2 separate regions of the Homo sapiens genome follow, and region 2 is linked to region 1. A link is an interaction called in ENCODE POLR2A ChIA-PET data of the cell type or tissue named here. Cell type or tissue: Panc1. All regions are shown on one strand. Links, peaks and the distances in the headings refer to the core of each region. The heading gives the core; the rest is flanking DNA. Region 1 overlaps DLGAP1 (DLG associated protein 1). Region 2 overlaps MYOM1 (myomesin 1).

The links. Peaks named below come from ENCODE experiments on the same cell type or tissue, not always from the same donor. Only the 100,000 strongest peaks of a DNase experiment are listed, where the experiment ranks them.
Region 2: POLR2A ChIA-PET joins it to region 1 with 14 read pairs; 1 of 35 experiments calls an interaction of 5 or more read pairs at or near these places.

The regions. Positions count from the first base shown.
Region 1 is chr18:3,558,788-3,563,186 of GRCh38, forward strand. The region is part of intron 9 of DLGAP1 (DLG associated protein 1); the gene reads right to left. Among named protein-coding and RNA genes, the nearest start is that of DLGAP1-AS1, 33 kb to the right of the region's middle. In Panc1, for the core only: no CTCF peak of the experiment used is centred there; no DNase peak of the experiment used is centred there; H3K27ac peaks cover 871 bases.
Region 2 is chr18:3,210,602-3,215,000 of GRCh38, forward strand. It overlaps MYOM1 (myomesin 1), which reads right to left. Exons shown (of 38, transcript NM_003803.4): 2 at 4,333-4,399. Among named protein-coding and RNA genes, the nearest start is that of MYOM1, 7.2 kb to the right of the region's middle. In Panc1, for the core only: no CTCF peak of the experiment used is centred there; no DNase peak of the experiment used is centred there; H3K4me3 peaks cover 502 bases; H3K27ac peaks cover 607 bases.

The sequences.
Region 1 (4,399 bases), core at 127-4,126:
ATATAGTTAAGTCTTGTTTTCTTATCCACTCTGACAATCTCTGTCTTTTAATGATATATGTAAAATACTAATGTTTAACCCTGTTCCTATTTGCCCTGAGAATACTTGCTGGTGGCACCTGCAGCTACAGCCTTTAACCCAAGATAACTTTGCCACAAAATATTTTGTTTTATTATTATTTTCACATTGCTCTAGTATATTGACTTTGGAAACAAAGACATCATCCTATTTATAGCATTCTGGTCTTAGCAGTGGTATTTCCATTTAGAAAATATAGTAATTCTCCATTGCTGAAAATGGCAAATCCTAGAAAACGTAGCATTCCTACACGTGATGTTAACATTGTCCTCAAAGAGTTGTGGCCGAGATTCATTTGATGAATCCAATTTTTCTGAAATAGATGATTCTGATGATTCAGATGATTCTGATGTTAGTTCTGTTTAGAAATAACTCGAAGAACAGTTTTTACATTTTATTTTCACATTGAAAATCAGTCATATTTGCTTCGGCCTCAAGGAGTGTGTTTATGTAAAATTAAATGAGCGCTGACAGCCAGCTGCACATTTTTTCTAAATGGGAAAAGGGTTAAACTGATTATCTAGTTGGATTAACATCTACCATATTTGTTATTATTTTCTATTTTTTCACCTTTGTTCTTTCTTCTTATTTTTGTCTTTCACATTTTTTCTGCTTTTAATAGTTTTCTATTGAGCATTTATATGATTGAATTTTCTCTCCTTTCTTAGCATACTAATTTTATTTTTCTTTTACCTCTTTTTAGTGGTTACCCTAGAGCCCTAGAGTTTGCATTATGCATTTACCACGAATCCAATCCACTTTTTTTTTTTTTTTTTTTGCGGAGTCTCGTTCTGTCGCCCAGGCTGGGGTGCAGTGGCACGATCTCAGCTCACTGCAACCTCTGCCTCCTGGGTTCAAGTGATTCTTCTCCCTCAGCCTCCCGAGTAGCTGGGACTATAGGCAAGTGCCACCGTGCCCAGCTAATTTTTGTATTTTTAATAGATACGGGGTTTCACCATATTGTCTAGGCTGGTCTTGAACTCCTGACCTCGTGATCCACCTGCCTCGGCCTCCCAAAGTGCTGGGATTACAGGCATGAGCCACTGCTCCAGGCCCCAATCCACTTTCATATAACACTATGACACTTCACAGGTTTTGCGAGTACTTTGTAATAATTAATAATTTCCAATTCCTACCACTTGTTCCTTGTATCATTGCTGCCATTCATTTCATTTATACATGAGTAAGTAAATGTACATATATTTAAATACATTTTTGCTATTAGTATTTTGAACAAACTTATCTGTTAGATCAGTTAAGAATGAGAAAAATGGGCCAGGCGCAGTGGCTCACGCCTGTAATCCCAGCACTTTGGGAGGGTGAGATGACCGGATCACGAGGTCAGGAGATCAAGACCATCCTGGCCAGCACAGTGAAACCCCGTCTCTACTAAAATTACAAAAATTAGCTGGGTGTGGTGGTGTGTGCCTGTAATCCCAGCTACTCGGTAGGCTGAGGCAGGAGAATCACTTGAACCTGGGAGGCGGAGGTTGCAGTGAGCTGAGATCGCGCCACTGCACTCCAGCCTGGGTGACAGAGCGAGACTCCGTCTCAAAAAAAAAAAAAAAAAAAAAATTAGCCAGGTGTGGTGGCGTGGGCCTGTAATCCCAGCCACTCGGGAGGCTGATGCAGGAGAATTTCTTGAACCCGGGAGGCAGAGGTTGTGGTGAGCCAATATTGTGCCACTGCACTCCAGCCTGGGTGACAGAGCAAGACTCAGTCTCAAAAAAAAAAAAAAAAAAAGCATGTTTATGTAAAATTAAATGAGCACTGGCAGCAAGCTGCACATTTTTTTCTAAATGGGAAAAGGGTTAAGCTGATTATTTATCTAGTCGGATTAACATCTACCATATTTGTTACTACTTTCTATTTTTTTGCCTTTGCTCTTTCTTCTTATTTTTGTATTTCACATTTTTTCTGCTGTTAATAATTTTCCATTGAGCATTTATGTGATTGAATTTTCTTTTCTTTCTTAGCATACTAATTTTACTTCTCTTTTACCTCTTTGTAGTGGTTACCCTAGAGTTTGCATTATGTATTTACCACGAATCCAATCCACTTTCATATAACACTGTGACACTTCACAGGTTTTGCAAGTACTTTGTAATAATTAAATATTTCCAATTCCTACCACTTATTCCTTGTATCATTGCTGCCATTCATTTCACTTATACATAAATAAATAAATGTACATGTATTTAAATACATTTTTGCAATTGCTATTTTGAACAAACTTATCTGTTAGATCAATTACGAATGAGAAAAATGAGCTGGGCACACTGTCCCACGCCTATAATTTCAGCACTTTGGGAGGCTGAGGTGGGCGGATCACCAGAGATTAGGAGTTTGAGACCAGCCTGTTCAACATGGTGAAACACCGTCTCTACTAAAAAAAAAAAACAAAAAAAAAAAAACAAACAAAAAATAGCCAGATGTGGCAGGTGCCTGTAATCCTAACTACTCAGGAGGCTGAGGCAGGAGTATCGCTTGAACCTGGGAGGTGGAGGTTGCAGTGAGCCAAGATCCTGCCACTATACTCCTTCCTGGGCGACAGAGCAAGACTCCATCTCCAAAAAAAAAAAAAAAAAAAAAAACAGAAAAATGAAAGTTTTTATTTTAGTTTCTGACCTATGTCATTTTCCTTCTCTCAGAAGAACTTCTTAACATTTCTTGAAGGTCTGCTGGCAACAAATTCCCTCAATTTTTGTTTATCTGAAATAGTCTTTATTTTTCTTTCACTTTTACGGATAATTTCACAGGGTACAAAATTCTAGATGGGTGTTTTTGGTTTTTTATTCTCCTAATACTTTAAATATTTCACTCTGTTCTTGCATGGTTTCCGAGAAGTTGGATATACTTCTTTCAATTTTTTTCGTTTTTGAGTGTTTTTATAGTGACTAAGCCTCGCTATGTTGCTATTAGTCCGTTTTAACGCTGCTGATAAAGACATACCTGATACTGCGCAATTTACAAAAGAAAGAGGTTTATGGGACTTACAGTTCCATGTGGCTGGGGAGGCCCCACAATCATGGCATAAGGTGAAAAGCACATGTCACATGGTGGCAGACAGGAGAAGAGGGTAACCGGGCACTGTGGCTCACGTCTGTAATCCCAGCACTTTGGGAGGCCGAGGCGGGAAGATCATAAGGTCAGGAGTTTGAGACCAGCCTGGCCAACATGGTGAAACCCTGTCTCTACTAAAAATATAAAAATTAGCAAGGCGTGGTGGCGGGCACCTGTAATCCCAGCTACTCAGGAGACTGAGGCAGGAGAATTGCTTGAACCCAGGAGGCAGAGGTTGTAGTGAGCCGAAATCATGCCATTGCACTCCAGCCTGGGCAACAAGAGCAAAAACTCCGTCTCAAAAAATAATAATAATAATAATTATATCTGTGTGGCCACAGTTACCCAAGTGGCTGTGGTGGAAGGATTGCTTAGGGCCAGGAGTTCAAGTCCATCCTGGGCAACTGATATGGTTTTGTGTGTCCCCACTCAAATCTCATCTTGAATTGTAACTCCCACAATTCCCACCCGTTGTGGGAGGAACCTGGCAGGAGGTGATTGAATCATGGGGGTGGGTCTTTCCCATGCTGTTCTCATGATAACGAGTGGGTCTCATGAGATCTGATGGCTTTAAAAATGGGAATTTCCCTGCAGAAGCCCTCTTCTCTCCCTTTTTTTTTTTTTTTTTTTTTTTTAGATGGAGTCTCACTCTGTCACCCAGGCTGGAGTGCAGTGGCGTGATCTCGGCTCACTGCAGCTTCCACCTCCTGGGTTCAAGTGATTTTCCTGCCTCAGCCTCCCAAGTAGCTGGGATTACAGACACGCGCCACCACGCCTGGTTAATTTTTTTTTTTTTTGAGACTAAGTCTCGCTGTGTCTCCGAAAGTGTTGGGATTACAGGAATGAGCCACTGTGCCTGGCCAGATATAACTCTTATCTTTTATCTTTTTTGTTTGTTTGTTCTGTTTGTTTATTTTTGAGACACGGTCTCTCTCTGTCGCTGAGGCTGGAATGCAGTGGTGTGATCTCAGCTCGCTATAACCTCCACTTCCCAAGCTCAAGCAATCTTTCCACCTCAGCCTACTGAGTAACTGGGACCACAGGCATGCACCACAGCCAGATAACTTTTTGTATTTTTTGTAGAGATGGGATTTTGCCATATTGCCCAGGTTGGTCTTGAACTCCTGGGCTGAAGTGATCCACCCACCTCAGCCTCCCAAAATTCAGGGATTACAGATGTGAGCCACTGAACCCGGCCTAGTTCTTATCTTTGCTCCTCTATAGGTAAGATGTTCTTTCCCTCTCACTTTTTTCAAGA
Region 2 (4,399 bases), core at 138-4,137, 350 kb before region 1:
TGTCCTTCCATCTGCTGTTCCCTGCTGTAAATCTTGGTTATTTTGGTATTCAATAGCTTCTCTAGAAGAAGGCTAAATCAAAGGAAGCACAATGCAAAAACTACATATTGATGCTTCAAGGAAAACCCGGTGGTGTATGATCAAGGGGAGTTGCTGACTGTAACTGGCATTGGGTGCCCGTGGAAAGGGTGGGGACCTGGGTATGACGAGGGTTCAAATAACTACTCTGCTACTTTCTAGTGTAATGAAGAAAAGTCATTTAATCTCCTTGGTTTCCAATTTTCTCATTTATAAAATGAAGATAAAAATTTCTACTGCTCAGGGTTGTTGTAAAGACTCAGTGGTATAGAGAATGCAATGCTGAATTACGTCATATAGGCTGAATTTTAATCTGTTTAGAATAAGACAACTAAATGTCTACTGTCACCATGGAAGGTTGAGGAACAACTCTAAATCATCCCACAACCTAAGAAACCTGCTGTGCTGTTCTCTGGTTTTTGTAAGCTATTCATTCTTGTAAGTTATTCACTCTACTTAGAAGAATAAGAAAACATTCTTTTTAAATTATTTTCATCCTAATGTATGATCCAGCTTACTTGCAAGAATGGAAGGTCCCTGCTTTCCATAATACCACCTTTTCTGTAAACATCTGCCTTATTTCATCCCAAGTCCTTATAACATTGGCATTAGGAAAGAGGTCCTCAGGTCATACACTAGACTCTCTGTTATTCATTTTTAGACTTTCTAGAGCAATGGTTCTGACCTTTGTTGAGTCACGGAGCTCCTTGAAAATCCGATGAAAACTACAGTCCCTCTCTCCAGAAAAATTCTCATCTGTGCATAATTTTGCATATAATTTCAGATCATCCAAGACTCTACTGAAACCATTCATGGACAGAGGTTAAGAACCCTTGCCTAATGGTTGCAACATGGTCATAAGTAATACTGCTCCTTTAATCCTGATGATATTTTGTTATTATTAGCATGAAACAGTAATCTGTCATTTTAAGAGTTTGTTTTCCTAAATTATTTTCTTTATTTTTCCCACTGTGACCAAGAACAAAGGCATTTAGAGTAAGCCATCCAGAATTTACTTTATAGCTCGTGGCTCAGAACACAATTGGTAACTGATCTGTACTGCAAGCGCACTGACAGTAAACTAGTCATTGTTCCTAAGACTCACTAAGGTCAGCCAAGCCCTGAGCACATGTAACTCTCCATAGTTTCCACTTTAACCCTGGACATCTAACTACAAAGCAGAGCTAAAAATAGACCAAGCCGAGCACTTACACTCCACAGAGATGCATTTCCAACCCCAGGGGTTTTAATCAACAACACTGTTCACAATCCAAAGAGAATGCTTTCATTTAGCAGGAAAAAGTTGCTTCATTTTGAGCAAGCTAAAATACAACCTAAAGGAATTATGAAGACTTTGAAGTGTTCAAAAAATATTATCTGCACCTGTGTTCTAGGTCTAAAAAAAGAAAGACTAAAATACCTTCAGGATTGAGTTGGCTTTCTTTGCCTTTCACATTGAATTATTCAAAGGAAAACATATTGGCATTTTCCCTCCTCTTGTTTCTAGGTCAGCATGCTTCTACCAAAAAGTTTAAGTTGTTCAAACATAACAAGCCATAATAAATACCTACCTACAAAAATATATACATAGTAGGAAGGAAAAAGTAATGAGTTTGAACACAGAAAAATAATTACAGTTCCATTCCCTAGAGAAAGTTTATTATCTAAGGCTCTTTATGGCCAAAATGGATAAGTCTTCCGAGGATTATATAGAGCAAATGTTTTCACAATAAAATTTGCTCAAAGGTTTAATTATTAATGATATATCAGACTATGAATAAATATAAAGATTGCATATGTGGCTAAAAGAAGGATTTGTATAAAATTAAGATAATTTTAATATAAAATTTTGCAATAGAGTTGAGAAAATAAAGATCCTTTAAAAATACAAATTCATAAAACTCTAGATTCTACAGCACTGGGGAAATGAAATAAGTACACAAGGAGTTACATTGACAACTGCCTTATAATGAAAATGCCCATCTTCTATAAACCTAGCACAAACAGTCCAGGAAAATGGATATTTAAAATGTAATCTTTCTCTATTACATGTGCTTTCCTAAATGAGGTTCTTAAGCATATCTGCAGAACGTTTTTCAGGGAAACAAATTGAGGCTGTCATATACATATGGTATTAATTCCTCCCAGCTTTTATTTGGAAGCAGTTCGTCTGAGGCAAGTGCTAAAAGAAATGAATTCACCTCAGTGACAGTATTTCCCTATCTGCAGCCAATGTGTGATCCTTATGAATATCCCACGGCAGAATATGACCTATGAAATTGAGACTGCGAAGTGATCCTGTTCCATTTTAATGGAATTTCAGAGTGTTGCCATCATACACTCCAGGTAAACCCCAGCAGAGTCTGGCTCTGTTACTCAACCCAGCAGAAGCTCCCAGGAGGCCACCATCACTGATAAAATGATAGCTGTAGATCAGGTGCTGCTCAAACCCAACAGGGATTTCGGAATTTCTGCCTTTGGAAGCATGCCTCACTTCTAGTTAAACCGACCACTCTATTATTTTCTCAATAACTTTTTAGATTCCCAGAGAAAACAGCTTTTCTAGTTGCCCTACCAGATATTTTGTGGGCTTAAATTTTGTAAGACTGAAAAGTATGTTATGTTTATAGCAAAAAATGCAACCTATGCCAGGTACTTTGGAGAAGAGGAAAAGAGGCAGCAGGTGGTTATCGACCACATAGCCCAGAAATGTCTATGTTTTGAAGATCAGCAGTTTTTTTCTGTGGACTCTAGATAGATTTTAAATAAAAGTCACGTGTATCTTGCAAGTGTTTTTTAATCTCCATGAAATATTTCATTCTGAATATGAAGAAAATAAAACTTGCCTTGGACTGAGAAAGTAAATATCTGCCCAACATTCATCAGGCTGAAACAGCAGACACAGATAAGCCAACTGCAAAGTGAACAGGAAATGACATTTCTCCCAGGGACGTTGCTGTTGTAAAGTGTCATGGTAACGTCCTTCTTTGAGTGACTATAGATTCACTGAGAAACTTTCTTCTCTAATATCAAAGACAATCAGTGAGCTTGCTGTTTAAAATTATATCAGTAAGAATAAAACATCTCACTCTTGCCTGCAGGATCTTAGTTGCTTAATTGAAGCAGAGAAGCAACCTCAATTCCCACTTCTGGTGAGAAGTCCCAGATAAGGGGCTTGGGGATGCAACAGTCCACATTTATCTTAACTTTATTGTTTCCAAAGAAATAGCACCCTGGGTTCACTTTGCAGACCAGACCTGCGTCTAAGCTCCACTCTTCCTAGAAACCTAAAATAACCTTTTTTCCTCTAGTGTTTAGTCTCCTTCATTGCATTGGGTCAATAAACCTAATTTTGTCGGAATACAGGTTGGTTCCTATTATTCTTAGACTGACTGAGATAGGGCCATGTTTTTATCAAATGGTCGAGCTAAAGAAATTATCTGCTGCATAAATAGTAGTTCCGAATTTTAAGTATTTGCTATTAGATATTGAAAAAATATTTAATAGAATATATCTTCGCAGTAGTTCAGTCTCCTGTGCCCTGTGAATTTTAAATTGTATATATCAGCTTCTCATCTAGGCAGAAACATTCTGAGCGCAAGGAAACCCGCTGTGAATACTGAAATGATCTTTTCTCGCCCTGCTGCTGCTAAAGTAACCTGTGGCAAAATTTGCCTGCTCTTAGAAATAGCAAATTGGCAACACAAGCAAGACTCGCCCGTGAGAACACCAGGCTCTTAGTGAAGCTAAAAGAGACAATAAAGGGAAATAGGTAGGCACGGGTCCCGGGTCTCCCAAACAAGGTCTGTCTGCACACTTGGTTGAAATGCAGGGCTGCCGTATTTAAGAAGTAACTGGGAGAGGCTGGGCACGGTGGCTCACGCCTGTAATCCTAGCACTTTGAGAGGCCCAGGCGGGTGGAACACCTGAGGTCAGGGGCTCAAAACCAGCCTAGCCAACATGGTGAAACCCTGTCTCCACTAAAAACACGACATGAGCCGGGCGTGGTGGTGCACGCCTGTAATCCCAGCTACTCGGGAGGCGGAGGCAGGAGAATCGATTGAACCCAGGAGGCAGCAGAGGTTGCAGGGAGCCGAGATCACGCCATTGCACTCCAGCCTGGGCAACAAGAGCGAAACTCTGTCTCAAAAAACCAAAACCGAACCGAAACAAAGCGAGAAGTAACTGGGAGGGTTACTCAGAGCACACGCCTCTTCCTGAGGTTGGAAGGTTGGAGGAGGGCGTCCGACATACCCATGGGAGGAGCCATAATCGTAGGCTGAGGCTGCCTTCCGACTGACTTCAGAGCTCAGGGCGTGCT